Regions from separate parts of the Homo sapiens genome. Here regions 1, 2, 4, 5 and 6 are each linked to region 3. A link is a loop called in an ENCODE intact Hi-C map of the cell type or tissue named here. Cell type or tissue: endothelial cell of umbilical vein. All regions are shown on one strand. Region 1 overlaps PALS2 (protein associated with LIN7 2, MAGUK p55 family member). Region 2 has its middle 27 kb from the start of CYCS. Region 3 overlaps STK31 (serine/threonine kinase 31). Region 4 has its middle 15 kb from the start of TRA2A. Region 5 has its middle 26 kb from the start of FAM221A. Region 6 overlaps LOC105375186 (a long non-coding RNA gene).

The links. A loop is a pair of places that touch in the nucleus more often than their neighbours do. Peaks named below come from ENCODE experiments on the same cell type or tissue, not always from the same donor. Only the 100,000 strongest peaks of a DNase experiment are listed, where the experiment ranks them.
Region 1: it touches region 3 in a loop (5-fold over the local background); 7 of 110 quality-filtered maps call a loop at or near these places.
Region 2: it touches region 3 in a loop (6-fold over the local background); 2 of 110 quality-filtered maps call a loop at or near these places.
Region 4: a loop joins it to region 3, with 15 times the contacts of the local background. A loop is called at or near these places in 59 of 110 quality-filtered maps.
Region 5: a loop joins it to region 3, with 14 times the contacts of the local background. A loop is called at or near these places in 19 of 110 quality-filtered maps.
Region 6: it touches region 3 in a loop (10-fold over the local background); 3 of 110 quality-filtered maps call a loop at or near these places.

The regions. Positions count from the first base shown.
Region 1 is chr7:24,662,775-24,667,774 of GRCh38, reverse strand. PALS2 (protein associated with LIN7 2, MAGUK p55 family member) reads right to left here. Exons shown (of 12, transcript NM_001303037.2): 6 at 4,054-4,185; 7 at 2,088-2,187; 8 at 1,686-1,754. Among named protein-coding and RNA genes, the nearest start is that of PALS2, 92 kb to the right of the region's middle. In endothelial cell of umbilical vein, a CTCF peak has its summit at 1,914 (motif pointing right); a DNase peak (open chromatin) is centred at 1,954.
Region 2 is chr7:25,095,843-25,100,842 of GRCh38, reverse strand. No RefSeq gene overlaps it. Among named protein-coding and RNA genes, the nearest start is that of CYCS, 27 kb to the left of the region's middle. In endothelial cell of umbilical vein, a CTCF peak has its summit at 2,235 (motif pointing right); a DNase peak (open chromatin) is centred at 2,252.
Region 3 is chr7:23,710,609-23,715,608 of GRCh38, reverse strand. It overlaps STK31 (serine/threonine kinase 31), which reads right to left. Exons shown (of 24, transcript NM_031414.5): 2 at 3,464-3,510; 3 at 3,323-3,375. Among named protein-coding and RNA genes, the nearest start is that of STK31, 2.9 kb to the right of the region's middle. In endothelial cell of umbilical vein, a CTCF peak has its summit at 2,992; a DNase peak (open chromatin) is centred at 3,028.
Region 4 is chr7:23,544,961-23,549,960 of GRCh38, reverse strand. No RefSeq gene overlaps it. Among named protein-coding and RNA genes, the nearest start is that of TRA2A, 15 kb to the right of the region's middle. RefSeq lists an enhancer at 4,947-4,996. In endothelial cell of umbilical vein, a CTCF peak has its summit at 2,798 (motif pointing left); a DNase peak (open chromatin) is centred at 2,800; H3K27me3 peaks cover 154 bases.
Region 5 is chr7:23,652,183-23,657,182 of GRCh38, reverse strand. No RefSeq gene overlaps it. Among named protein-coding and RNA genes, the nearest start is that of FAM221A, 26 kb to the left of the region's middle. RefSeq lists an enhancer at 1,548-2,048. In endothelial cell of umbilical vein, a CTCF peak has its summit at 2,482 (motif pointing left); no DNase peak of the experiment used is centred here.
Region 6 is chr7:23,084,150-23,089,149 of GRCh38, reverse strand. The region is part of intron 1 of LOC105375186 (a long non-coding RNA gene); the gene reads left to right. Among named protein-coding and RNA genes, the nearest start is that of KLHL7-DT, 19 kb to the left of the region's middle. In endothelial cell of umbilical vein, a CTCF peak has its summit at 2,938 (motif pointing left); a DNase peak (open chromatin) is centred at 2,939; H3K27me3 peaks cover 160 bases.

The DNA of each region.
Region 1 (5,000 bases), 950 kb before region 3:
GGGAATCACTTGAACCCAGGAAGCAGAGACTGCAGTAAGACGAGATTGCGCCACTGCACTCCAGCCTGGTGACAGAGCAAGACTCCGTCTCAAAAAAAAAAAAAAAAAAAAAAAAAATTTATCTAATCAAGCTAGAAAAATTCTATGTTTTATCCTTACTTATCAGAGATTCTATCCACTGAAACTTATTATCAATTTGCCAGTAAAAATCCTTTAATATAAATAATCAAATTACAAACCAGTATATATAGAAAGCATGTAGCAAATACGGAGGACAGGAGTAAACCTAGCGTGGTTGCTTAAGTAAGTTCCACAGAACAAGTGACCTTCCAATTATATAAATGAATAAATATTGTATGGCAAATCAACAATTATCAGTTTGATTAGAATTCAACATACTGACATTTACTGACAACATACATTTAAATATTAAGATTTTGAAATTTACATATAAAATAAATTTTAGATCCAACTGTTTCACTAGAAACATAACCCAAAATTATAATCTTAGTCGATGGGAAAATTACAAATTTTCTATTTTGCAAAAAAGCCTTATGGGCATATATTTTATGAATAATAGGGCCAAAGTGATGATTTGAAATATTATATTACCTGTTATTACTGTAACTCTCAATCTGTAGTAATAACACTCCTTCCTTAGCTTATTATCCTAATAGTAACTCTTTCTTTGCACAATTTCCCCACAGTAGATTAAACCAATATTAAGAGAAAGCAAGCCTACTTCTTCCTTCTATATTATTTTCTTTTATGGTGTGCTATTTAGTTTATTACCAGCATAGAGGTAGCTCTGAAGTCAAGAAAGTACTTTTAAAATTGCCAACTCCTTTGATTAAGCCTCCAGAAATTTCTGATTCATAGAGCTGTTTTTTATTTCTGTCATCCTCTGCAACTGGGAAGAATAAATATAGTAGTTTCCATTCTTTCCCTTCTTTCCTATTTATTTATTTTTAATAGCCAATGAGTAGCCAATCCAGGTCTGGGGTCTTATTTTACATTGTTTTTAAAAATCTTTTCAGCTTTACTGAGGTACAACTGACAAACAGGAATTGTATATAAAGTGTACAACTTGATGTTTTCATGAATGTGTACAATGTGAATGATTACCTCGATCAAGCTATTAAACATATCCATCACCTCATATAGTTACCATTTCTTTCTTTTTAAATATATTTCTTTCTGTATGACTAAAAGATTTAAGACAGAATTCTATTAGATCAGACTAAGATTTATTTGGTCCAGTGCTATTTTTCTAAAACTATCATGGTCAGTGTTATGGCAGGATACAGTTGCCCTAAACATAACTCTTTTAACATCTTGACAAAGGCATTCTATCCTTTAGAAATGGCACATAAATTACTATTTCAAAATTCTCTGGACAAATAGTTTCAATTATGATACTGCTTCTTGATTAAGACAAACAAAAATCTTAACCAATTTGTTTTGTGTTGTAAACTATACTCACAAAATAAAGCACATGGTAGTATATATAATGTGGGTTTTAAATAATTTATATTATATTGCACCATGTGTTCATATGTCAGCCCCTTGCAACTAGGTACTAATCTGAATTACACTCACTTAAAGCTGTATATTCAGAGTTTATGCCACACTAAATGACATATAGCTACTTCACTTGGACTTCTCAAAAAGTATTTAAAACCTACCTGCATTTCTGGTTGTGAGATACATCATCTTTTTCTTTTTTTTGCTACTTATAGTTCCACAAAAAGGTCCTGAAGGATGATAAAACAAATATAACTTAAGCAGTATATCAGAATATGAAAAAATTGCCCTATAGTATTTTACAGGGGTGGGAGAATTATCTCCCCAATGTGGCATCCTAGGAAGCAAAAGAGGGTGGAGGTGAGTTAAGCCACTGAATTTTGATACTCTACCAGCAGGTGGCAGAACGGGATCAAAAAAGATTACTTATGAGCGAGAGAAAGCAGAGGGAGGGATTCATTCTAGACATATTTTAAATAAATGCATTTGCTTATTTAGACAAAAGAGACAAAGAAAGGTGGTCACAAAGGACTGCTTGTTACTTATTGTGTCGAGCTCATCACCTGAATTGTCCCAGTCTCTTCTAACAAATGCCTTTCTCTTCTCTTCCAGGAACTGGCTTGGAATGAGACCAGCGCTTCCTCCCTCTTTTACATGGCTAGCCTAGAATCAAATTAATGAATTGTACATCTCAGTGACCAAAATTTGAGACCATATTCTATTAAGTAAGACAAGCAGTGGTCAGTCAAAAAAGTCACATTTGCTCTTAAAAACAACCTTGAGATTTAAATCCATAGCATTGTCAGTTAAGATATTTAAACAATTCAGCACTGAAGAATCAATTGGCACCTAAAATTCTTCATATCTGTCATCTGGTAGTGAAATGTGGGGACCAAAATACAAATTAAATTGCTAAAACTTCTTATTTATGATACTAAGTTAGAAAAGGAAAATGCTATTCTAAATAAGATGTATTAACAGGACATTTTATCTAGCACCCTTTAGTAAGATATTTACTGTCAACCTTAATCCTACTATGTTGGTATTTCAGGCCAAACCAAATGAAAAGGAGATACTATGTGGAATATAAAGTGTAGATTTTAATTTATGCCACCAGGAGTCTGAATATCCCAAGAGTTTGTAAGTTTAAACTAGGCGAAACTTCACCTAATGTAAAACAGCTAACTTAAAATAAGCTCCAAAGAGAAATATTTTAAAATAGTGGCTGGAGAACTGGCTGTTAGTGGTTTATCTCACAAAGTTAGTATTTCTATCCTTACAACTAGCATAGAAAATCTAGTATAACTTTAAGCACTTAAAATCCTGAAAAACAGAATTAAAGTAACCAACTATCAAAATGCAGGGAGAAACTGAGAGAATGGTGACAGGTTAGAAGAGAAAACTAAGAGATCGTATTCATAGGAAAAAGAAAAAAAATGGAAAACTGGAATAATTCAATAAAGGAAACAGCCACAGAGAGATTTTTTAAATGAGGGATCTAAAAAAAGTTCAGGGGAAACCTCTTGAAATCATGGATTCTGTTTAATTTACCCATTTCTTAGCTGTCTCAACACATAGTGCACTTATACATAATGTTTTAAGTTAAATTTAAGGACACATAAGTAAGATTGTTCTCATTCTGTGATTTGTTTCTCCTTAGAAGTAGATCTATAATTTAGAGCTAATGTGAGTTACCAACATCTCAGTTAATTTTAGAATTTGGTGCTAAGTCCTGGATCCTTTCCTCTTACTCCTTGTTCTTTAGTAAAACTCTCATTTGCTTTGATAGTTTAAGGCATTTCAGACTTCCTGACCTGTCAGTTTTTCCAGTTCTGAATATTGTGGTTGTTAGCTAACATAAACCATTACAAAAACAGACTTATTACTGCTGCTAGGGGTTTCTGAAAGCTGCATTAGGAGAAGAAAAAAGAATACCATTAAACAGATCTTCTGAAAAAAGGAGGGAAAAATACAGTGATAATACACATCTCTTTCCATATACACAGATTTTAATCCAAAACCAAACAAAACTGATAGAGTGAACCTCCATTTCCCAATATCTGAGAAGAGGGGAGCAAATAGACATTAAGACCTTAAGAAATGATGCTTTACTTGCTATGAACGAACATGAGGGAGAGGAGACAAGAGACACACTTATTTCACAGTAAAAGTCTCCTACTTAAAATAAACAAAACCCAAGTTATCTTTTGAAAAGGGATGACCCAAGTGAGTTCTTCTTGGCCAATAGCATATTTTAATGCAATTACCCATGTGAAAAAAACCAATTGGTCTAATCCCTAAACCAATGGGTTAGTGCCACAGGCTGGTTAATTCTGCACTTATTAAGTTGCAAATTCCCTCCCAATTTGATCTTATGTCCACAAAATTAGTAGCCACGAAGCAGGAGCTGTTCATGTGGGAAAAATCATTGTAACAAATGCTAATATTCTTCCTGACTATTCAGATATTGATCAGATCTAAGATTAAAATTAGAAAAGTAGCTGAGGAACTTCTGAGAAGCATACTAACCTGCCACCAATTTGGATCTTCTCTATTTACAATCTGAAGAATCTCTCCTTTGGAAAACTTCAATCCTGCTTCTTTGCAAGGTATTAGGTTGTCATTGTATGGATTATAATCAAAATGACACTTCACAAATACCTAAAACACATAGCACAATTAAAAATACTATAGTTGTATCACTTGCCACTGAATTTAAAAAATCCTTGTCAAACCACTCTGATTTAATTGTAACTGACAATGTATTTAGTACTTCAGATAATGAACTTGTCTCTCATAAATGGAAATCAAGTTATTAGAATATTAACAGATTTTGGTATCAGAAAGATAATAAAACTTCTTCTCTACTTTAATATCTAACTTTAAATCAACAAGAGTTTGATAATCATTCTATCCCACCATTCTTCCACTTTTCTTCAATCTTTTCACTTGATTTTCCAACCAACACTGCATAATTTTTAATGCAAGTAAATGCTATGATCCAATTAACATCCTGAAATATAATATAGGTAGTTGATTTAAGGTATATATTTCAGATGTATTAGAACTCTGTGAAAAGGCCCTGAAACCAAAATTAAACAATAAAAGTTGATGTTGAAGTCAGATATGAAATATATTTGGTAGCCTTAAATACTTTTTTAATCATCTTGCTCTGATTTATATGCTCATCTTAAATTTAAATGATCAACATTAAATTCATTGTAAGACAAATACTGAAGAAGTCTCGAAACTATTTTCCATTTTAAATTCATTTGTGTATACACATTTCTTTTACATTTGCATTATTAATAAAAGTATGTCAGTTAACACTGTTAGTTATGATCTCCGAAATTTGGGCTATTTTGCTTATTTGCTTTAATTTAAATTCTAATTAAATTATGCATTTTTGGTATTTGATGGAAGGTTCAGACCAATTGCTGTCTTTCTTTCTTTCTTTTTTTTTTTTTTTTTTTTTT
Region 2 (5,000 bases), 1.4 Mb before region 3:
TTCAATTGACTTGATTAACTCTCCTTGACAGGTAGAGCTTTTTAAACCAAGCCACTTCATAAGTTGCTTGGTGCCCATCTTTGTCCTGATAGCCTTCTCTTACTCCAAAAACCACCTAGGGCCCATATCAATTAATTCAGGGCTCTCAGGAAGGTACTTTTCCTAGGAAGCAGTTGGTGGGCCTGACAGACCTTGTGGCTGGAATTTCTAATAAGGGTCTTACACAGGGCTTAAATTAAATGTTTATTTATGTTATCTGAAGAGTGAGTCTGAAGAATTTCATGACTATGTATAATTTATTTAATCCTGTTTAGTAAATTCTAGATATTTGTTTGAGCCTTAACACTGAGCTAGGGTATAAATATTCTATTCTGTGACTAGTATCTGTCAGTTATTTTGAGATTCTGGAAGAGTTTGTGAATCTTTCTCTTCACAGTCAGTTCCCTGCCTTTGACTAAAAAGCCAACTTTTTTTTGAAGTTAAACATTTTCCCCAGTGCATTGGAGAGCTATGGCACTTTGTTTTCAAATGATCATTCACCAGGACGATATGTTCTTTCCTCTCTCAGAATCATTCAGGACAGCGCTTTTACAAATATAAGCAATTTCAGGTTAGTCTGATTTGGCCTTTCAGTATTGCCTTATGTCTTTCTTAAAAATTTAACATGAATTTATTTATTTATCTATTTATTTTTCTAAAAGGTTTTTGAAATGGAGTCTTGCTCTGTTGCCCAGGCTGGAGTGCAGTGGTGCAATCTCTGCTCACTGCAACCTCCGCCTCCCCAGTTCAAGCAATCCTCCTGCCTCAGCCTCCCAACTAGCTGGGACTACAGGCATGCACCACCATGCCCAGCTAATTTTTTTTTTTTTTTTAGTGGAGATAGGGTTTTGCCATGTTGGCCAGGCTGGTCTCGAACTCCTAACCACAAGTGATCCACTTGCCTTGGCCTCCCCAAGTGCTGGGATTACAGGCATGAGCCACCGTGCCCCGCTAACATGAATTTTTAACATACATTTTGGCTGGGCAAGGTGGTTTACACCTGTAATCCCAGCTACTTAGGAGGCTGAGGTGGGAGGATCACTTGAGGCCAGGACTTTGAGACCCCCATCTCTAAAGATGAATAAATAAAAATACACATTTTGTATATTCTATCAATATTTTACATACATTATCTCAGTCTTCCTTACAGCCCTATGAAGTAAGTGTTTTTAGTGTTTTACAGATTAGAAAATTAGAGCTCAGGGGTCAGATGTGGTGGCTCATGCCTGTAATCCCAGAACTTTGGGAGGCTGAGATGGGTGGATCACTTGAGGCCAAGAATTTGAGACCAGCCTGGCTAACATGGTGAAACCCCGTCTCCACTAAAAATACAAAAATTAGCCAGGCATGGTGGCACGCACATGTAATCCCAGCTACTCGGGAGGCTGAGGCATGAGAATCGCTTGAACCTGGGAGGCGGGGGTTGCAGTGAGTGAAGATGGCACAACTGCACTCCAGCCTGGGCAACAGAGTGAGACTCCATATCAAAAATAAATAAATAAATGAAAAAGAAAATTAGAGCTCAGGAAGGTTAAGTAATTTGTCCAAGTGTGCACAACTGATGAGCACAGGAATGGAGGTTTCAAACCCAGGGCTGTCAAGGGCTATGGTCTTTACACTCACCTATGTTGAGTTATTTTCTAGGCTCTTTCGGAACACAGAGTATTATGTGGTGGATCACAGAAAAGTGAAACTGCCTCGCAGCTCTCTTCTTTCTTGCTCACCACCTCTCCCTCCCATAGTTGCATTACCTGTTGCAACTAACTGGATTCTCTTTGTTCCATCCATCCACCAATATCTACTACATATTTTGATGCTTAATACATAAAAATACCTATTGGAAGCCTAAAAATTACACAAATTTAAATTTAGATGATTTAATAACACATTATAAGGTCAGATATTATCTAGGAGCTCTGAAGGGAATAAATGAGGAAATTAAAAGTATAACAAAAATAAAAAAATAAAAAAGTGTTCTTGAGAGTAGGGTGAAAGAAAAAATCAGGGATCTTAAGAACTTCATATTATTCTCAGTTTTTCCTGGAGCTGGCTCTGTATACACGTGATTCTGAGGGTGACAGCAGCTTTTAAAAACTGGTAGCCAAAATTCTAACACTTCGCATAAAATAAAAATGCATTGAAAAATACCCCTTGGCAAATCAGGGCGACCTGGCATTGCTTGGCCTCATAGTGAACACAAGAGGGCGCTGAACTCCACAGTGATGCACAGGCCACAAGTAGCGTGGCAGCATGTATACAAATAAGCAGCATGTATACAAATAGTTGTTTTCAAGCGATATTTCTTAAAAGTTATACCAAGTGTTAAAAAGACTTATAGCTTCTCTCCTAGTTATATCTACCTCTAGTTTAGTAGATATCCATCTCAGTTAATTTTATGATTTTATGTGCCTGGAAAATTTGCCAGAGACCAGATTGAAGGTCTTTTTTTTTTTTGTCTTTTTTTTTTCTTGAGACAGTCTCCCTCTGTCACCTAGGTTGGAATGCAGTGGTGCGATCTTGACTCACTGCAACCTCCACCTCCCGGGCCTCAGCCTCCCGAGTAGCTGGGATTACAAGCGTATGCCACCATGCTTGGCTAATTTTTTTTGGATTTTTAGTAGAGATGGGGTTTCACCATGTTGACCAGACTGGTCTCAAACTCCTGACCTCAAGTGATCCACCCTCCTCGGCCTCCCAAAGTGCTGGAATTACAGGCGTGAGCCACCACACCCGGCCGGTCTTAACATTTCTGAAGAAATCAAAAAAAGGTTGGTGAGGCATGGGAGCATAGAAAGAAATGTTGCAGAAGCATCAGTAGGGACCATGCAAGCTTTCTTGGCGAAGGAGGAGCCTTAGCAATGACTTCAAATATTGCAATTCCATAAGAAGACCTGCACCGTCTTAGCTGGAGACCATTAACTTCCCTAAAACCATTAACTCTTCACATCAGCCAACCCCTATGCTCTGGTTCCATACTCACAAAGCAACCTCTGACAATTATTTAGCTTCTCGTGGGTGTCTGTGTCCAGGGATGGAGTGCTCAAGAACAAAACAAACATTAAAAATTCTCATTTCCCATGGCAAAACAAAACAAAAATGGGAATATTATAAATAAGTACTGTCCGGGTGCAGTGGCTCACGCCTGTAATCCCAGTACTTTGGGAGGCCGAGGCAGGCGGATCACCTGAGGTCAGGAGTTCGAGACCAGGCTGGCCAACATGGTAAAACCCCATCTCTACTAAAAATGCAAAAATTAGCTGGGTGTGGTAGCTGGTGCCCGTAATCCGAGCTACTTGGGAGGCTGAGGCAGGAGAATTGCTTGAACCCGGGAGGTGGAGGTTGCAGTGAGCCGAGATTGCACCACTGCACTCCAGCCTGGGGGAAAAGAGCGAGACTTCGTCTCAAAAATAAATAAATAAATAAATAAATAAATACATAAAACTACATTTGGTAGCAGTTATATTTCTTATTTTGGGAGAGTCAAAGGACAAAGAAGATTTTTAAATGATACCCAGATTTTAAATCTGTGTGTCAGAGAAAACCACTAATAGAAATAGGAAAGAGTTGGGGGACAATGGGAATTAAGGTTTTGCCATGAATATGAGGTGCAGGTGGCAACTATCAACGAGCCGTCGGAAATGAGATATTGGTACTTAGGAGAGATAGGGAGGAAGATACCTGTTTAGGTCTCATTGGCACGGAAAGATTATTGCATGGATGGGATTACTGGGGAGGAGCGTGGAGAAAGAAGAAATGAGGCCTGAGGGGCCAGGCGCAGCGGCTCACGCCTGTAATCCCAGCATTTTGGGAGGCCGAGGTGGGCGGATCACTTGAGGCCAGGAGTTCATGACCAGCCTGGCCAACATGGTGAAACCTCATCTCTACTAAAAATACAAAAAAATTAGTTGGGCATGGTGGCATGCACCTGTAATCCCAGCTACTCGGGAGGCTGAGGCAGGAGAATCGCTTGAACCCAGGAGGCGGAGGTTGCAGTGAGCTGAGATTGCACCACTGCACTCCAGCCTGGGTGACAGAGCAAGACTCTGTCTCAAAAAAAAAAAAAAAAAAAAAAAAAGTCCGGGCACGGTGGCTGACGCCTGTAATCCCAGCACTTTGGGAGGCTGAGGGGGTGGATCACCCAAGGTCAGGAGTTCAAGTCCAGCCTGACCAACATGGTGAAACCCCGTCTCTACTAAAAATACAAAAATTAGCTGGGCATGGTGGCGGGTGCCTGTAATCCCAGCCACTCAGGAGGCTGAGGCCGGAGAATTGCTCGAACCCAGGTGGCAGAGGTTGCAGTGAGCCAAAATTGCGCCATTGCACTCCAGCCTGGGTGACAAGAGCGAAACTCCATCTCAAAAAAAAAAAAAAAAGAAAGAAAGAAAGAAATGAAAAAAGAAATGAGGCCCAAGGACAGTTTTAGGGAGCTAGGAAATAAAACCCAAGAAAGGCAATGACAGGATAGGGAGGATAGATGTCATTTGGAAAAGGAAAGAGTAAGAGAGTAGTATCAAATGCTGCAGAAAAAAACAAAAAGGACAAGGACTGGATTTTTCCATTTAAAAATCACCAATGACATTCGAGAGGACAAGTTTCAACAGATACGTTGGGTTAGAAGTTAAATATTAACCAGTTAACCCGTAGGTGGCCCTGGAACATCTTGTCATATCAGGAGCAAGAAAACCCTCATCTTGGAAGTCAACTTGAAAAGGATAACACTGGCCAAAGATGGGTTAATATGAGTGTCAATAAGGATAGTAATGGTATTAGTTCTCTATTGCTGCTGTAAAAAATTGCCACAATTTAGTGGCTTAAAACAACACAAAGTGGCACTTCTATAGGTTAGAAATCCAACCCATGTCTCACTGAGCTCACATCAAAATGTCAGCAGGGCTGTGTTCCTTCCTGCAATTCTAGGGAAAAATCTGTTTCCTTGCCATTTTCCAGCTCCTAGAGGTTGT
Region 3 (5,000 bases):
ATAGGAGCTCTTTGTTTGTTTGTTTGTTTGGTGCAATCTCAGCTCACTGCAGTCTCAATCTCCTGGGCCCAGGCAATCTTCCCACCCTCAGCCTCCCACATAGCTGGGAACACAAGCATGCACCACCATGCCTGGCTAATTTTTTTTTTTTTTTTTGTAGCGACAAGGTCTTACTGTTGCCAAGGCTGGTCTCAAACTCCTGGGCTCAGGCGATCCTCTCACATAGGTCTCCCAAAGTGTTGGGATTACAGGCATGAGCCACCATGCCTGACCAGAAGCTTGTTCTTTCAAAGAAACAGGTGGAGTCAAATACGTCAGATTCCTTCAGCTGCCACTCATCCAATCTGAAGTGTTTGCTTATAAGTGGTTTATAAGGCAGAAGCCCACAGGGCAAAAAAAAATGGAGAATACACGTGAGCAGATTTTCATCCTAATCTGCCTACGCGTATTTCCAAATCTCTAGTCTTCTCTATGCCTATATCCCACCATAACCCCAACCAAATTTGCCAATTTGCTTATTGAAATAACCACTACATTCATTTATATACCATTAGTAGTTTTAATGTTTAATCTTTTCATGCGCATGTTTCCTGTTTTAAACGTTCTTCTACAAGAGCCTCAACTTCATGGTTTAACTCAGAGGTTGGCAAATTACAGCCGCCTGTTTTAGTAAATAAAGTTTACTGCATCACAGCTACACACACTCATTCACATTATGTCTATGGCTGCTTTGCACTATGTTGGCAGAATTGAATAGCTGCAAAACAAACTGTATGGCCTAAAAATGGTAAAATACTCATCATCTGATCCTTTACAAAAAAAAAACTGCTGACTCTTGAATTTGCTCCAAATTCAATCAACATATTCACAAATAAAGTAAACTGAAATCAAAGTCTAGAGCTGCACTAGTGAATACAATAGCCAATACCCACTTGAAATATGGCTAGTCTAAGGAGATATGCTGTAAGTCTAATATACACACTGGATTTCAAAGACAATATTAAAAAGGAAATATAAACTATCCTGTTCACATTTTTATGCTAATTATATTTTGAAACAATATTTTGGATATATTGAGTTAAATAAAATGTACTTATTAAAATGTCACCTGCTATTTTTAGTTTCTTCAATGTGGCTGCCAAAAATGTTTTAAAATTACTTACATGGCTCATATATTTCTACTAGACAGCACTAGTCTAGAAAATCTTTTTACACTGATAAATGATGTTTCTGTATAATAAGCTTAAATATAATTTATCATCCACCCTGGGACACTGTTGAGAGTGATGCAGTTGTCACTAATACAGAGACAATGGGCATGGAACCAGAACGTGTGAGCAACCTTTAGAGAATATGCATAAGCAGAAACAAATTTGCCAAATATATGTGCATAAGCAGACACACGAATTTGCCCCAAGTTTTCTATAACATCACCCTTCTACAATTTTTTTTTACATGCAGCCATGCCCCACATAGTGACATTGTGGTCAAAGAATGAACCACACACACTACAGTAGTCCCGTAAGATTATAATGAAGCTGAAAAATTCCTATTGCCTAGTGTAGTCCTAGCCATTGTAACATCATAGAACAATGCATTACTCACATATTTGTGGTGATGCTGGTGTAAACCTACCGTGCCCCAGTCTCACAAAAGCACAGCACATACAATTATGTACAGTACATAATACTTGGTAATGAAAATAACTATGTCACTGGTGTGTGTGTATATATATATTTTTTTTTACTATAATTTTTCTTATTTTAGTGTACTCCTACTTATTTAAAAAAGTTAACTGTACAGCCGCCTCAAGTCCTTCTGAAGGTATTCCAAAAGGGCATTTTTATTACAGAAGATGACAGCTCCATGCACATTACTGACCCTGAAGACCTTCTAGTAGGACAAGAAGCGGAAGTGAAAGACAGTGATATTGAAGATCTTGTCTTCGTTTTTAACCAAAAAGTTTTTAAAGTAAAAAAAAATTAAAAGTTTAAAAAGAGAAGAAAGCTTTAGAATAAGGACGTAAAGAATATTTTTGCACAGCTCTACAATGTTTGTTTTAAGCTGTGTTACTACAAATGAGTCAAAAGTTTATTAAAAGTTACAGTAAGCTAAGGTTTATTGAAGAAAAATATTTTTATAAATTTAGTGTAGCCTAAGTGTATGGTATTTATAAAGTATACAGTAGTGTACAGTAATGTCCCAGGACTTCACATTCCTCACTACTCACTCAATGACTCACCCAAAGCAATTTCTAATCCTGCAAGCTCCATTCATGGTGAGTGCCCTATACAGGTGTACCACTTTTTAATCTTTTATAATATGTTTTTACTGTACCTTCATGTTTAGATACATAAAGACTTAATATTGTGTTACAATTGTCTGCAGCATTCAGTACAGTAACATGAGGTACAGGTACACCACATGGCCTAGGTATGTGGTAGGCTATATCATCCAGGTTTCTCTAAGTACATTCTATGATGTTCATACAGCGACGCAGTTGCCTAATGATGCATTTCTCTGTATGTATCCCAGTCATTAAGTGATGCATGACTATATATTTAAGAACTCTGGGTTAATCATATTCTTCTAGAACTTTCTTCTCATATATTCTCCTTATTTCCCACATTACGAGTTCACCTCACCCCCCACCAAAAGGAGTTCCCATGCTGTAGGGAGTATAGAGAAACGTAATTTCTTTCCCTTCCGTATCATGTATAGTTTACAAAACCAAAAATTAGCAGGTCGTTCTGTGCATCAGAGGAATTTACCTTCTTAAATTGTGGAACACAGCCCTTCAGTGCTTGCTTTGTATTTAAAACTGAGTAACCTTACCTAACTGACACCCTCCCAACAGAAAATCAGAAATGTTTCATTCATGCTTCCAATTCTATAATGAGAAAAATACCACATCTCAAATTTAAGCCATTAGAAAAAACGACCGAGATTTTTAACTTATCCTCCTTCAAGAAACAATCTTATAAAAGACCCCTAGATGGGGCTATAACTTCACAAATACAACAGGCTCTCAGAATCCAGCAAAAGCAGCCTAGAATTGAGTGGAATTCTGAAATCACAATCTTGCCAATTTTCTTTTTTCAAACTTGGTGTATTATGGGCATAACACTTGACTCATAATGAGTCAAGTAACATCACAGCTGTCAACATTTGTCTCCTAATAATGCCTGGTGATAAATAATTCAATAAATATTAGGCAATGAGAATGACAAATGTATTTATTCCTGGGTTTTATTTTTGTTTTTGTTGGGGAGGAACTGGATTGGGGGAGGTGAGGGGGGATATCAACCAGTTTGCTATTTACCTGGGCCCAAAATGTTACTGCATCTTCTATGTGACTTCCAACCACATCTTCCACTAAAATCAAATCACAATACAAGGAAAATTAGAAATTAATCAGTATCATCTAGCTCTTACACCCCAAAATAATTTTTAGTGTCAGTACCTTTATCGTAATGTGTATCTTCATCCATTTGAACAATTCCTGAAAAACTAGAACAATACCTTAAATTAGATTACAATAATCCACCATTAATAATGAATGAAGACTAAACTACATCATGTTCAATTCTTACAAATGTTTTGTCCTAAATGCAGTTATCAAAATTCAAACTCTATATTAAAAATGAGCTCAATATTTCCTTCACTAACTAATTCTTTTGAGTATTTTGTAGTAGATGCAATTTTATCATATATAATCTCTATCCTTAAAATTATCTCTAGCCAAACTTTTACAAACTTATACTGAACTCATATACATTTTGATCACTTACATAAATCAATACTTTGAAACAATGTACATATTCTTTTTTTAGAAAATATCCTCCCATAAAAAGGACTTCCACAATGTAAACAAAGAGAAACATTACAAGTAATAGAACAAATGCTTTAAACTGGTAGTCTATTTTATGTAAAAGGCACGGTGGTTACTATTTTTGAAGATTCCGTGGGATTAAAGACTGCAAAAATACCTAAAATTTTGCCTATTACTTCAAAAATAATTTTAATTACATAATATTATACTTTATCAAATGCAAAAATATTCCAAAATAAATGTACACTATGTAATTTTATCTGTAATATACTAAAATACTGCACTTTCCATTCATAAGTGTTGAAGGAAAATTAAAACACAGATTTTTTATGGGTTTTTTTTTTTTTCCCCCCAAACGAAGTCTTGCTCTGTCGCTCAGGCTGGAGATCTTAGCTCACTGCAACCTCCACCCCCCGGGTTCAAGCAATTCTCCTGCCTCACCCTCCCAAGTAGCTGAGATTACCGGCGCGTGACACCACGTCCAGCTAATTTTTGTATTTTTAGTAGAGACGGGGTTTCACCATGTTGGCCAGGCTGGTCTTGAACTCCTGACCTTGTGATTTGCCCACCTCGGCCTCTCAAAGTGCCGGGATTACAGGCCTAAGCCACCGCAATTTTTTAAGAGCTTTAAAAGTTGTCTAGGAACACCACTATACTAAAGTTTCAAATGCTCTCTCATTATGAAAAGGAAAACATTAACTCCTCATCACAGAAAAATAAAATTTTAAAAATGGATTACTTTGTCACAACTTAATTTTTTAAAAAAATTTTTCGTAAGTGGCATGAAAATGTCTCCAAAGCAAGGGTTCTTTTCTACTGGTCAAAAAGCAGTTTTTAAATTCAACTGACTGAAAAGCTGTAATAACTTTTAGGGAGACTATATATTCCCACGGAAAGCATTAAGGCTTAAATTCAGTAAAAGTTAAAATTACTTTGGAAATCTCTCCACACACTCCAAGAAGCTACTTCTAGAGTAGTTTTTAAATCTTATTTTAAAATGACTTGCCCTGATTATGAAGGCACTGATGCCGTACCCACTTTCTGCAAACAGAGATCACAAAATAGTACGTCCAAATCTCCACTTCGTGATGAAAATTTGGAAGAAACGGGTACACGTAGCTCTCTGACACTTATTTTATAAGGGATTTTGAAACTTAAATGGCACAGA
Region 4 (5,000 bases), 170 kb after region 3:
CCACTCCACTCCAGCCTGGGTGACAGATCAAGACTCCATCTAAAAAATAATAATAATAAAGAAAAAGAAGGAGGCCGGGTATGGTGGCTCACACCTGTAATCCCAGCACTTTGGGAGGGCAAGGTGGGAGTATCCCTTGAGCCCAGGAGTTCAAGACCAGCCTGGGCAACATGGCAAAACCCTGTCTCTACCAAAAATTCAAAAGAAATTAGCTGGGTATGGTGGTGCGCACCTGTAAGTCCCAGCTACTTGAAAGAATGAGGCAGGAGGATTCTTTGAGCCCAGGTGTTCAAGGCTACAGTGAGCTATGATCACACCACTGCATGCCAGTCCAGGTGAAAGAGTGGGACCCTGTCTCTATTTACAAAATTAAGTTGTGACTAAATGTTGCCATGAACTCACAAGTTCTATTTTTGGAAAAGTTATGAAAGGAAGACAAACCCCTCTCCCTGCTTCTGCCAACCTTTGCTGAACATTAGCCCAGCTGTCTCCAGAGGTGCCGTGCCTGTGCCGTGGGCAAAACCCATCAGGGACCACTTGCAGCCAGCTCTGAGCTCAGAGCCATGAAGACTACGTAGGAGCTTGAAAACGTGATGGGTAATGTCTGGATATTGCTTTGCATTTTATTTGCTAGGGAATTAAGGGAACATGAATCCTGCTAATCATTCTCCATCACTTCCATTCTTCAGTCTCTATCTCATTGCAATTAAGACAATCAAAGTGCGTCCCTGCCCAAGAAGGCAGGCAAACACAATTTAGGTAGCCCTTAAATTTTTATTATGTAATATTAAAGGAAGTTAGGGTTACTAATTGTTCCAAAATGTATATTTTTCCACCTTGTATATAACTTTGATATTTTAGATGAAATTCCTAAAAACATAGCCTTATTTCGATGCCATAGATAAGTCCTTTATAACATTTTTTAATTTCAATAGCTTTAGGGGTACAAGTGGTTTCTGGTTACATGGATTAATTGTGGAATGGTGAAGTCTAGATGTTTAGTGCACAGGTCACCTGAATAGTGTACATTGTACCGAACAGATAGTTTTTCATCCCTCACGTGCCTTCAACGTCCCCCATCTGTCTCCAGTGTCCATCTGTATGATGCCATAGATAAATATTGCGATTAAAAATATGTGCTGCTGGCCGGGTGCAGTGGCTCATGCCTGTAATCCCAGCACTTTGGGAGGCTGAGATGGGTGGATCACCTAAGTTAAGGAGTTCAAGACCAGCCTGGCTAACATGGTGAAACCCAGTCTTTACTAAAAATACAAAAATTAGCCAGGCATGGTGGCAGGCACCTGTAATCCCAGCTACTCTGGAGGCTGAAGCAGGAGAATCGCTTGAACCCAGGAGGCAGAGGTTGCAGTGAGCTGAGATTGCACCAGTGCACTCCAGCCTGGGCAACAGAACAAGACTCTGTTTCAAAAAAAAAAAAAAAATGTTGCTATATTGTATGATTCCATTTACCTGAAATCCCCAGAACAGGCAATCCATAGAGACATTAAGTAGATTAGTACTTGTCAGAAGATGGGGGGAGGCTGGCAAGTGACTGAATGGGTATAAGGTTTCCTTTTGGTTTAATGTAAATATTCCAGAATTAGGTCATGGTGATGGTAGCACAACATTGTGAATATATTATACTAAAACGCACTGTATTTTACACTTTAAAATGGTTTAAGGTAACCCACTGATTTTTACACTTTAAAATGGTTTAAGGGCTGGCACAGTGACTCCAGCCTGCAATCCCAGCAGTTTGGGAGGCCAAGGCAGGCAGATTGCTTGGGCTCAGGAGTTGGAGACCAGCCTTGGCAACATGGCAAGGCCCCATCACTACAGAAAATACAAAAATTAGCCAGGCATGGTAGCACACACCTGTAGTCCCAGATAATCAGGAGGCTGAGGTGGGAGGATTGCTTGAACCCAGGAGGCGGAGGTTGCGGTGAGCCGAGATCGTGCCACTGTACTCCAGCCTGGGTGATGGAGTCAGATCATGTCAAAAAAGAAAGAAAAGAAAAGAAAAGGCAAGAAGGAAGGAAGGAAGGAAGGAAAGGAGGGAGGGAGGGAGGAAGGAAGGGAGGGAAGGAGGGAAAGACAAAGAAAAGAAAGAAAGAAAGAAAGAGAGAAAGAGAGAGAGAGAAAGAAAGAAAAGGAAGCAAGCAAGCAGGCAGAAAGCAAGGAAGCAGACAGGCTTAAAAGTGATTTGTATGTTATATGAGTTTTTTGTTTTGTTTTGCTTTTTGTCTTTTTGTTTGTTGTTTTGTTTTGTTTTTGTTTTTTGTTTTTTTGAGACATGGTCTCGCTCTCGCCCAGGCTGGAATGCAGTGGCACAGCTCACTGCAGCCTCGACCTCCTGAGCTCAAGTGATCCTCCCACCTCAGCCTCCCAAGTAGCTGGGACCATAGGTGCTCACCACCACGCGTAGATTTTTTTTTTTTTGAGACAAGGTCTCCCCATGTTGCCCAGGCTCCAGGGCTCAAGCGATTCTCCTCTCTCAGGCTTCCAAGGTGCTGGGATTACAGGCGTGAGCCACTGCCCCCTGCCTTGTGATTTTTATTATCTGTTATGCGCCAATATTTTAAATTTAGTATTGTCAAATGTAAGGGAAAATAGAAAGTATCAACTTATATAAATCTGCATAATAATGATGTTAAAAAATGACAAGTTGGCCAAAAGGAGAAATAAAGTGGAAAATGTGTAAGTTTGGGGCACCCATCTGCATCTGGAGACCTCTGTAGCCTGGATCACCGACCTTAAATTTCCAGCATGCTCATACTGCCACCTGGTGGCTGTAGACATTCAAAACAGGCAGCGTCCTGCATTTAGGACTTGTTTCCGTTTCTCACCAATTTCTTTTTCTCTCCAAGCTTGCCCTCTTCTGGTTACAAATGATATGCAAAATAAATTCCTTGACAAGGTTTGAAAACCCAAGTGGTTCAGTGTAGTAAGATCTACTAAGCTACCAAACAGCAACATAGGCTACTCCGCGCACACCGCGTATGGGGTAGCCCTGCTCCGCAAGGGACAGCAAAAAAATAAAAACCAAAAACAGAAACAAAAAGAAAAATAACCTAGCAATATTTTAAATTAAATAAGTGGCAAAGGTAGAATTTCAGGCACACCATTCATTTCTTTTTCTTTCTTTCTTTCTTTTTTTATTTTGAGACGGAGTGTCACTCTGTTGCCCAGGTTGGCGTGCAGTGGCACAATTTCTGCTCACTGCAACCCCCACCTCCGAGGTTCAGGTGATTCTCCTGCCTCAGCCTCCCAAGCATCTGGGATTACAGGTGTGAGCCACCACACCCAGCTAATTTTTGTATTTTTATTAGAGATGGGGTTTCCCCATGTTGGCCAGGCTGGTCTCAAACCCCTGACCTCAAGTGATCCGCCCACCTCGGCCTCCCAAAGTGCTGGGATTACAGGTGTGAGCCACTGTCCTGGGCCTGTTTTTTCAAATAAATATGAGCCTGCTTTGTGCCAGGCACTGTTCCAAATCCTAGGAATATAGCAGAAAATAAAACCAATAAAAATCTTTGCCTTCATGGAGCTTACATTCTTGCCGTGTAGGGCAGAACAGTAAAAATGAATGAACCAGCCAACACCTTGGCTCATACCTGTAGTCCTAGCACTTTGAGAGGCCAAGGCGGGCGGATCACCTGAGGTCAGGAGTTCCAGACCAGCCTGGCCAACATGGCGAAACTGCTTCTCTACTAAAAATACAAAAATTAGCCAGGCATGGTGGTGCAGGCCTATAGTCCCAGCCACTCAGGAGGCTGAGGTGGGAAGATCACTTGAATCTGGGAGGCAGAGGCTGCAATGAACTGAGATCATGCCACTGCACTCCAGCCTGGGCAACAGAGTGAGACTCTGTCTCAAAAACAAAACAAAACAAAACAAAAAAACAGTAATCCAGAGTTACACATATCAACATGAATGCATCTCATAACCTAAATGCTGTGGAGGGAAAGTTATATCAGAAAACATACTATAGTAAACCAGGTATATAAAATGTTTAAATGTGCAAAGCAACATTTTATATATGTGTACATATATACATACATATATATACATACACACACATACATAGATTGCTTAAGGTATATCCCATGAATACACAAGAGTTAAATGTTTAACAACTAGCTTTCTGAAAGAAAGAGGAAAAGAACACTAATTTGTAGATTTGTTGATTTTCATAGTATAAATACTATGCAGTTGATTGATGGATTGGTTGTCCTAATGACATCATCAGACATTATCACTCACTACCTAATGAGATCAAAAATTTGTTGAAATAAACCTACTATAGGGAGTGGGCTAAAATGATAGGATGTAGTGCTCAGAAAGTGGAATTCAGATGATGGCAATTATGGCAATGTAGGTGAGGAAGTGACTGTGGTGGAGAGTCGTACTCCCTGCAGGAGTGGAATACAAGGAACTGAGAGTCCAAGATGTTGGAAGGATCATCTGTGTGGATGATGAAGTCACCAAGGTTTAAGATGGTTTTAGTGTTGGAGAGAATGACAATGAAAGGAGTGAAAATCTGTAGATGACTGCAGTAAGGAGAGGTAGTGGGTGATAATGTCTGATGATGTAAAATTCAAAGTTAAGCTGGGCTTTTTTAAGGATTTGGGGAGGGAGAATTGTTTGCAAGCAGCAATAAGAAAGGAAAAAGACTCCCACTCCGCCTCCAAACCCAGTGGTATGAGAAAACACAGATGATCTGAGAGGGCTAAAGAGGAAGTAGTGCCTACAGAAAAGAGTCAGGGTTTCTCAATTTGGCCATTGCCATCTGGGTCTGATAATCCTTTGCTGTGAGGGGCCATCCTGTACATTGTCCTTGTAAGGTGTTTAACAGCATCCCTGGCCTCTACCCACTAGATGTCAGTAGCACCATCTCCAGTTGTGACAGCTAAAAATACCTCCAAACGTTGCCAAATGTCCTCTGGGGAGGTAGGAAAAATTGCTTCCAGGTGAGAATCTCTGAGCTACAGCAAGGTGAA
Region 5 (5,000 bases), 58 kb after region 3:
ATCTCCCAACTTGGGGTGCCTTCATACCCCTGCCACGAGCAGGGCGTAGGGTCAGTGGCTTCTCTGAAGGGCAGAGGTATTTTTCTAAAGTAGAGACATACCTTTGCCATTGTTCATCCTCTTTACAAGGTATAACAAGGCATCAAAGGTAATGATTTGGGGTGAGTCTGACTCAGTTACATTGATAACAAGGTCAGCAATAGAATGAGGAAAGAAGAAAGGGCAATAGAAGAGATAAAAGAGAGTTAAACTTTTCTTAACCTTAGTTTGAGGGGGTTTTCTCTTGGATAATGGGCCATGACTTCGGGGATGGCAGTGCTTTCTTGACTTGGGTGGGATGGGTCCATCTTTTCTTGCTGTTTGGACTCAGTTTTAGTGGTTAGAAGCATCAGGCCGGCTCCTTAGGTTGGTGTTGATGTACTGGGAACTCTAGGGGTGGCGCCTGTACTGGAAAATTTTCAGTTTTGAGGGAAGAGAAAGCGGAAGATAAACCAAGTATGTAGGAATGTTGGCAGTGGATTGTTTTGAAAAGTAGTTTGGATTTTTACTAGGGTAATAGGAAGACAGAAGACATTTGATCTATGGCAACCAAGTCTCTAGATTTGTTTGGCTAAGGGTATAAATTCCTATACACGAATAAACTTTGACTGTGCTATACGTAGCTTGGGGTCTTTAATGGGTAACATTTTTTTGAGTTCCCTTTAGCGCCTACAGGAGAAACAGCAGCCTATCTGGCTTATCTGATTTGCTAGGTTATTTTAAAAGACAGGTTTTCTGGTGCTTGGAGACATGGACAATAGACACTTGGGTGATTAACTCCTCATGAACAAGGCTTTGACTTTTACTATTAATTTAGTCTGAAATTTTCTAAATGTATGAGTCACTGTAAAGGTGTATTTAGAATTAGTATAGCTGGTTCTTTCCTGGTCCTGCAGGTACTTTAAAGCTTGACTAAGTGCATACAACTTATACATTTGAATAGACTTTTATTAAACACTTAGACTTTATTTTTCTAGTAACTTCTTTATTAATTACTGAACACCTGTTGCATTCTTTTTCCCTTAATCATTCCTGAAGAGGGTTTCTCCCAAGTTTGGCCGGACGTTTATAATTAGTTAAATCTAAACATGTGTGCTTTCTTTTTAGATTTGGATCTCTTGTTAAGAAACTTGCCACGTTAGGTGAATTATCAGTAGTTAATGTTAAACCATCCTTTTTAACAGAATAGCCTTATATACATGTAATACTTTTCTGGTGGTACATTTTAATATAAGTGACTTTAAAGAATTAAAAGTTCTTTTCTGGTGGATATTTTCACTTTAACATTGGCCTGACCACAATAAATGCTAGTGGATATATCAGCTGAAAGATTATCTACTACTTACTTAGGAAACTTAGCTGCGGGGATGCCTAGCTGCTTGGAGCCACGGCTGAGGCCCCGTATTACTTGGCCCCGGCAAAAGTAAGGTAGATGTTCCGTAATGTAGTCTGCTCGGGGCATAGGTTGCGGCCTGGCGCGCGTGTCCTGCATAGCCGCCGTCAATATGATGCCGAGACCCTGGACCAGCCGCGGGGCAGGAACATGAGCTTTGCCTGCCGCGGGGGCGCATTATAGGCTGGACGACACCGACAACATGTTGCGGCAGATCCTTGATGTTGGTAGCCCGGCAAAAACCACCTGGTGAATTAGGAACTTGGAGTCCTTTCAGAGAGGGGGACTTAGGCTGGGCCTGATAGGAAGGGTTGGGGGTATTAGGTGGGGGACTAGGGGTATTAGGTGGTGGATGATCTAGGGGATCCTGTGTGCTGTTTTCTTTGCCAGATCCCCTGAGCCCCTTCCTTCACTGTCTTTACAGTAGGGGCAGGTGCATAAGGGAAAAGGAAGGACAGGTCTTTGCTTCCAACAAAGAGCATAGTCCAGTTCTTCTTGAGAAACTGGGCTTTTATTATTTACATGTTGAATTAAAAGTTGACATAGCATCCCCTCAGTCGACCCAAACTTTGGCCAGAAGATTGAGGGATTGAGGATAGGTCTTTGAATCCAAATAGAACAGCAGTATTTTATCATTTGTTGCCTTTTCTTATGGTCTTTCATTATCTTCCCAACATTTTAGCATGAGATCTAGGGGCTATCAGGTGGCATATTTTTGTTACTATTCTTATCTTTTTTCATGGGATCTAGGGGGCTATCAGGTGGTATATCTTTGTCACTATTCTTATCCTTTTTGCTTGTAATATTTCCCATATTGGGTCTTGGCTAGCCGCAATCCCTCATATTAGGAATTTCTTGCCTAGCGGGGGGCTTGCTGTGGCTCAACCCCTCATATTAGGGATTTCTTACCTATTTGGGGGGTTCCTTGTGGCTCAACCCCTCATATTAGGGGATCTCTTGCCTATCCTTCACTGGAAGCTTTACTAAGGCTCAATTCTAACATATTAGAAATGTCTTGCCTATCCTTTAGCCCCACCTGCTGGATGCTCCTTGCATCCTTCTTTCACTTCATCTGCTCTGGCCAGGAACTTCCCTCAAGGGAATATTTCAGGTCCCTCTCAGCATTAATGGCAGGTCAGTATAAACCCCTGACAGGACTCCCTAAGCTGTATGAGGTGACCATGGAACCAGAGATTGGACTCACTCTGCACAGTAGTGCTTGTTACCATTCACACACTTTCATCCTCCAGAATGCCCTGACAACCATCCCGACCACCAAGGAAGTACTTTGTTGCCCCTGCAACGTTTCCTACCTTGGTCTGTGCACAGTTTACCTGGTCACTGTGGAATTGCAAGCCTCTCCTCCCCGCGTTGCTGGGAGTCCAGGTTTATTCATCACAATGGGTGGCTCTTGATCTCCCATCCCTGAGGCCACTGCAACAGGGCAGTGGAATGCATCTCCCCTGGGTAGGGTGACCAAAGACCCCTTCCCAAAGATGAATGGGGATCCTGGACGAGCCCCTAGAATTGCTGGATATAAAAATGCTCTAGGAATAAATGCTTGGTGCCGCAAAGTGAAACCAGCACTCAGACAAAAGTTGTCTCAGCAAGGCAATTTACTTCTGCAGAAGGGTGCCACTCACATCAATCAAGATCGCAAGAGCACACCAATGGAGAGCAGCAGGTTTTATTCCTGACACATAGTCCCTACTTCTGAGCCACTCCCCCATGGGCTGGGGCTGGACCGCATAATCTGAGCTGACCCGATTGGCTACTTGCAAATATTTTTCTAAATACACAAGAGAAGGGGGATGTGAGGTACAGTGGTGGAGCGTGTGAGACGTGCAGTTTTGGGGCAACAATGAGTACAGGTAACCAAGGGAACAGATGTGAGGTATTGATTAGAGCTGACGGGAAGGGGGTAGGCTGCTTATAGTAACTAGGGGCAAGGAAGAACAAGAAAGGTGAGTTTGAAAACAAAGGACAAGGAATTTAGCAGGCTAAATCTTTGAAGAGAAACTCAGAAATTCACTGTATCTTACAGAGAAATACAGAAAATAGAATTTAATAGAAAGCAAGAAAGGGAAAAAATGAAAGCATAAACAAGGATTGTGATATTGTGATTTATAATAAGAAATATATATTTGGTTTTCACCCCATCCTGTTTCTTGACACACAGCTCCAAAAACCCTTGCAATCTCTGAAGTAGTGTCTTTTTCTATGGTAAAGTTAATAGATGGGGGGTTTGGTTGCCAGGCAAGCCAACTATGTGATTAGAGGGTTGGGACTTTCAGCCTCACCTTCCCCACCTCCAGAGAGATGAGAGGGGATGAGGGTTGAGTTGATTACCAATGGCCAACGACATAATTAATCATGCCTACTTAATGAGGCCCTCACAAAAACCCAAAAGGACGGGGTTTGGAGAGCTTCAAAATTGCTGAACAAGTGGAGGTTCCTGGAGTGTGGTGCACCTGGAGAGGGCATGGAAGCTCTCTACCCCTTCCCACATACCATTGCCCTGTGTATCTCTTCCATCTGGCTGTTCATTTGTATATTTTTAAATATCCTTTTAGGAAATGGGTAAATGTAAGTGAAGTGTTACCTTCTGTTCTGGGGGCAACCCCAGCAAATTAAACCCAAAAAGACGGTCATGGGAACCCCCAGTTTATAGCCAATTGGTCACTGATTGGCACCTGAAATGGCACTGTATGGGATGAAGCCTTTAACCTGTGGGACCTGACATTATGTCCTGGTAGATCATGTCAGAACTGAACTGAATTACAGACACCCAACTGGTGTCTGCTGAAGAACTGCTTGGTGTGGGGAGAAATCACCCTCCCACATTTTGGTCACAGAATTGTTCTGTGTTGTATATGTGTAGTAACAGAAAAAGCTGTTTGTTTTCCTACATCAAACAAGGATAGGCCAGGCTCAGTGACTCACGCCTGTAATCCTAGCACTTTGGGAGGCCAAGGTGGGTGGATCACCTGAGGTCAGGAGTTCAAGACCAGCCTGGCCAACATGGCAACACCCCGTCTCTACTAAAAATACAAAAATTAGCCAGGCGTGGTGGCGGGCAACTATAATCCCAGCTACTTGGGAGGCTGAGGCAGGAGAATCACTTGAACCTGGGGGATGGAGGCTGCAGTAAGCCAAGATCAGGCCACTTCACTCCAGCCTGGGCAAAAGAGCAAAACACCATCTCAAAAAAAAAAAAACAAGAATAAAGAGCACAAAATAAGACAAGTAAATGAAAACGTATCAGTAATCACAACAAAGGTAAATAGATTAAGCTCACCAATTAAAAGAAAAAGAGTCTCAGATTGAAGAAATTAAAACATCTGAACATAGGCTATTGACACATCTAAAACACACAGGGGGAAAAAATTCAAAGGAAAAGGATGGGAAAAAAAAAAACAAGCAAATATTAACCAAAAGAAATAACAATTGTATTTTGAGATAGTATAATGGTATTCTGAGACAATTATTTTAGTATCAGACAAAATACACTTTTAAGAAAAAAAATCCTTATTATGGACAAAAAAAGTTACAACATGAGGATAAAAAT
Region 6 (5,000 bases), 630 kb after region 3:
AATTGCCTTGATCCCCAATTCCTGCCCGCAAGGCTCACAATCATATAAAGTAAGAAAATGAGGGATTTAAGCTGATAATTAGTTTTAAGTATTTAAGCCATGTTTTCCTTCAGTAAAATAGACAAAAACTACCATTTAGTGAGCACTTACTGTGCGCCAATCACTGTGTTACGTATTTTCTCTATATAGTCTCCCTTTACCTTCACATGCCCCTCTGAGCTTGGTGCTGATAATTTGGGATTTGTGAAAATTAAGAACATCTGCTCTTCAAAAGGCACTGTTAAGAGGACGAAAGGACGAACTACAGTGTGGGAGAAAATATTTCCAAATCACATACTGATAAAAGTCTTGTATCCAGAACATATAATGAACTCTCAACTCAGTAAGAAAAAAAAAACCATTTGGGGAAAATATGGGCCAAAGATTTGAGGAGATAATTCTCCAAAGAATATACATAGGTAGGAAAAAATCACATGAAAAGATGCTCAACATTTTTATTTATCAGGGGAATACAAATTAAAACCACAGTAAGATGCCACTTTACACCTGAAAGAATATCTAAACTTAAAACAGTTGACCATATCAAGTGGTGGTGAAAATATGGAAGCACTGGAGCTCTCATACACTGCCAAGTGGGAATGCAAAATGTACAACTACTTTGGAAAGCAGTTTGGCAGTTTCCTAACAATATGCCTCCGATATGAATTAGCTACTCCACTCCTAGGTATTGACCCAAAAGAAATGAAAGCATACGTCTTTACAAAGACCTGTATGTAAATGTTCAAACAGATTTATTTATAATACCCAAAAACTGAAAACAACCCACTATCCATTAGTAGGCAAAGGGATTTAAAAAAGGACTGTATCCATATAATGGAATATTCTGCAGCAATAAGAAGGAATGAACATACAACAAATGCATAAATATCAAGATAATTATGCTGAGTAGAATAATATAGACAAAAAGTACACATTGTATCATTCTATAAATGTACACATTTATAGAAAGTTCTAGAAGATGCAAACTAATATTTAGTGACAGAAAGCAATCAGTGGTTGCCTGGGACATGGGTTTAAGAAAAGGAGGAATAAGAAGATAGGATTAAAAAGATGTATGAAGCCAGGTGCAGTGGCTCACACCTGTAATCCCAGCACTTTAGGAGGCCGAGGCAGGTGGATCACTTGAGGCCAGGAGTTAGAGACCAGCCTAGCCAACATGGTGAAAACCCATTTCTACTAAATGTACAAAAATTAGCCAGGCGTGGTGGTGCTTGCCTGTAATCCTAGCTACTTGGGAGTCTGAAGCATGAGAATTACCTGGACTCGGGAGGCAGAGGTTGCAGTGAGCCGAGATTGTGCCACTGCACTTCAGCCTAGGCAATAGAGTGAGACTTTCTCTCTCAAAAACAAAAAAGGATAGAGAAAGCATTTTGGGATACGGATATGTTCATGATCTTGATTGTGGTGATGATTTAACGGGCGCAAAAATTATCTAATTGTACATTTTAAATATATGCAGTTTATTTTATGTCCATTATACCTCAATAAAATTGTTTTTTAAAAAACAACTATGAGGCCATGGAGGCTTTTGTACATTTGAGCAATAAATGTTATTTGAACTGCCTTAGTACTTTTAAAAGCACCTAAAGATTTAACAGATTTAAGCTGGTAACAAGCTTGGAGATATTGGGATCACTTTTTGTTTGTTTGTTTGTTTGTTTGAGACAGAGTCTTACTCTGTTGCCAGGCTGGAGTGCAGTGGCACAACATCGGCTCACTGCAACTTCCGCCTCCTGAGTTTAAACAATTCTCCTGCCTCAGCCTCCCGAGTAGCTGGGACTACAGATGGTGTGCCACCACGCCCAGCTAATTTTTGTATTTTTAGTAGAGACGGGGTTTCACCATGTTGGCCAGGCTGGTCTCGAACTCCCAACCTTGTGATTCACCTGCCTTGGGCTCCCAAAGTGCTGGGATTACAGGCTTGAGCACTGCGCTCGGCTGGGATCACTTTTTAAAAGGAGCTTTATATATATATATAAAATGACAATGGAATCCTAGGTTTTGGAAATCTTTATCAATATGACATACAAAAAAAAAAGACTTTTCAGTGTTATTATTTTTGAGACAGTGTCTCACTATGTCACCAGGAGTACAGTGCCACAATTATAGCTAACTATCTTCTGGGCTCGAGCAATCCTCCTGCCTCAGCCTCCTGAGTAGCTAGGACTAGAGGTGTGCACTGCCATGCCCAGCTAATTTTTCTTTTTTTGTTGTTTTTGTAGAGACAGGGTCTCACTATATTGCCCAGGCTGGTCTCGAACTCCTGGTCTCAAGCAATCCTCCCACCTCCTTGTTATTTTTAAAATTCTTAATGAGATTAGGCATGTTTTCATACATTTATTGACTATTTGTATTTTTTCTTCTGTGAATTGCCTGTTTATATTTTTGTTCATTTTTCTTTTGGATTTTTTTTTCTTATTGACTTGTAAGGATTTTTGGTTGAGGTAGATTTCAGACAAACTGAGTTGGAGATAATGTACATATAAAAATGTCCAGTAAGTCATTGAAGATGCAGGATGAGGTCTCCAAGGAAAATAAAACAAATGAGCAAAAGCAGATTATGAAATCAGAGCCCAAGGAAGAAACAGATCCAGTGGAGGCAAAGAAGTATTCAGAGTGACCTGGAAAAAACATGTCCTTATATGACCCTTACCAGTCACAGGTCCTTTTACTATCCAATTTAGCGTGCATGCTTGACTGCAGGAAGTCCGTCTTTTTTTTTTTTTTTTTTTTTTTTTTTTTTTTTTTTTTTTTTTTTTTTTCTGAGTTTTCCTTCCCAAGTATTTCCAAAAAGCCCCAGGGGTGCTGAAACATGTCCAGGTGTCTGTTCTTCTAGCTATTATTTTCCTCTTGGCAAACACCAAACTCAGTGCGCCCCCTTGGGGCTAAAGGGTTCCACAGAGCTACTCCCATGCTGTAACTCCAGAACCTGCTGCTCATGCACTGTTGAGTAAGACACCCAGTGACCTTCTGAAGCCCTGGTGTCAGAGGCATTTGAACCAGAGCACTGTGAGAGTATGTTTCCTTTTCTATGTCTGATTTGGCTCTATGTAAAGATAAGTTTGGTCATTTCTCTGAAGATCCAGGAAAATTCATAGATGAGTTTGAGAAATTAACTCTCACCTGTAGTTTAACTTGGCAGAATCAGCATGTTTTGTTGTTTCTGTGTTGTACAGTGGAAGAAAAACAACACCTTTTTTTTTTTTGAGGCAGAGTCTTGCTCTGTCATCAGTCTGGAGTGCAGTGGCACGATCTTGGCTCACCGCAACCTCTGCCTCCTGGATTCAAGCGATTCTCCTGCCTCAGCCTCCCGAGTAGCTGGGACTACAGGTGCGCACCACCATGCCCAGCTAATTTTTATATTTTTAGTAGAGACAAGGTTTCACCATGTTGGCCACGATGGTCTCGGTCTGTTGACCTGGTGATCTGCCTGCCTTGGCCTCCCAAAGTGCTGGGATTACAAATGTGAGCCGCCGTGCTCAGCCAAAACAACACATTTTGGGGACAGCTAGGACCCATGCAGATGAGGTATTGGCTCGTAACCCTAACCATAATATATATCAGGCAGGAGGTATAGCAGTTCCAGATCAAGATCCAGGGTGGAACTATCAAAGGTGCAGTGACGACTTGGGGAGTAGAGATAATATGGTCTCTTGTTTGTTGGAAGGGATAAAGAAATGTATGAAAAAGCCTGTTAACTATGAAAAGGTTAAGGAAGTTTCACAGGGCAAAGACGAGAATCTAGCTTTGTTTCAAGGGGGTTTAGTTGAGGCAATCAGGAAATATACTAACACTGATCCTGCCTCAAGGGAAGGACAAACCCTTTGGGAGTACACTTTATATTCCAGTTTGCCCCTGATATCCACAGGAAACTGCAAAAAGCAGCTATGGGTCCCCAAACTCCTATTGAACAGGTTTTGTGTTGTTTTTTTTTAAGACGGATTTTCACTCTTGTTGCCCAGGCTGGAGTGCAATGGCATGAGCTCGGCTCACTGAAACCTCTGCATGCTGGGTTCAAGTGATTCTCCTGCCTCAGCCTCCCAAGTAGCTGGAATTACAGGTATGCGCCACCATGCCCAGCTAATTTTTTTGTATTTGTAGTAGAGATGGGGTTTCACCATGTTGCAGGCTGGTCTCGAACTCCTGACCTCAGGTGATCCACCCACCTTGGCCTCCCAAAGTGCTGGGATTACAGGCATGAGCCACTGTGCCTAACCTAGAACAGCTTTTGGATATGGCATTTTAAATTTCTAATAACAAGGACAAAGTAGAGGAAGCAGAAAGAGCAAGAAGGACCTCCCACAAGGTGCAGCTCTTGGTTGCAGCCTTAAGCTCACCTCCCACATGGAGTTGCCCTCCTGGCTCTTGGACTGAACAAGGGAAGCTGAAAGGTAGGAAACCCAAAGCTGGATGTCCAAGTCACTGTGCCTTAGGCATGAATCAGTGTGCACACTGTAAGAAAACTGGCCACTGGAAGAAGGATTGCCCAGTGTTCTGAAGGGAGCCATCAGCACCTGAACCAATGATGGCAGAAATAGCCAGGCAAGCCCAAGAGTGATGGGGCCTCAGACCTTCTGCCACAGCTTCTGTTGGACAGCTAGCCATATCTCTGGAGGAGCCTCGGTAACTCTTGATGTGGCAGGTAAGAATATTAACTTCCTTCTAGAATGCGTACTCTGTTTTGACCCATTATAATGGGACTCTGTCACCCCAAAACTGTATAGTCATGGGGATAGATGGACAAGCTCATAGATGACATTTACCTATCCTGTAAGCTCCTCTTCAGGGACTGTGGTTTTCTCCTGAATGCCGCACCCCTTGTTGGGAAGGGGTTTGTTAACTCAGCTGAAAATACTAGTATCTTTTGGAAATCATAAAGCAGACAAGAAATTGCTCCTTCTCCTTTCCTTTGAATAAATATCAGGCTTTGTTGCTAAACA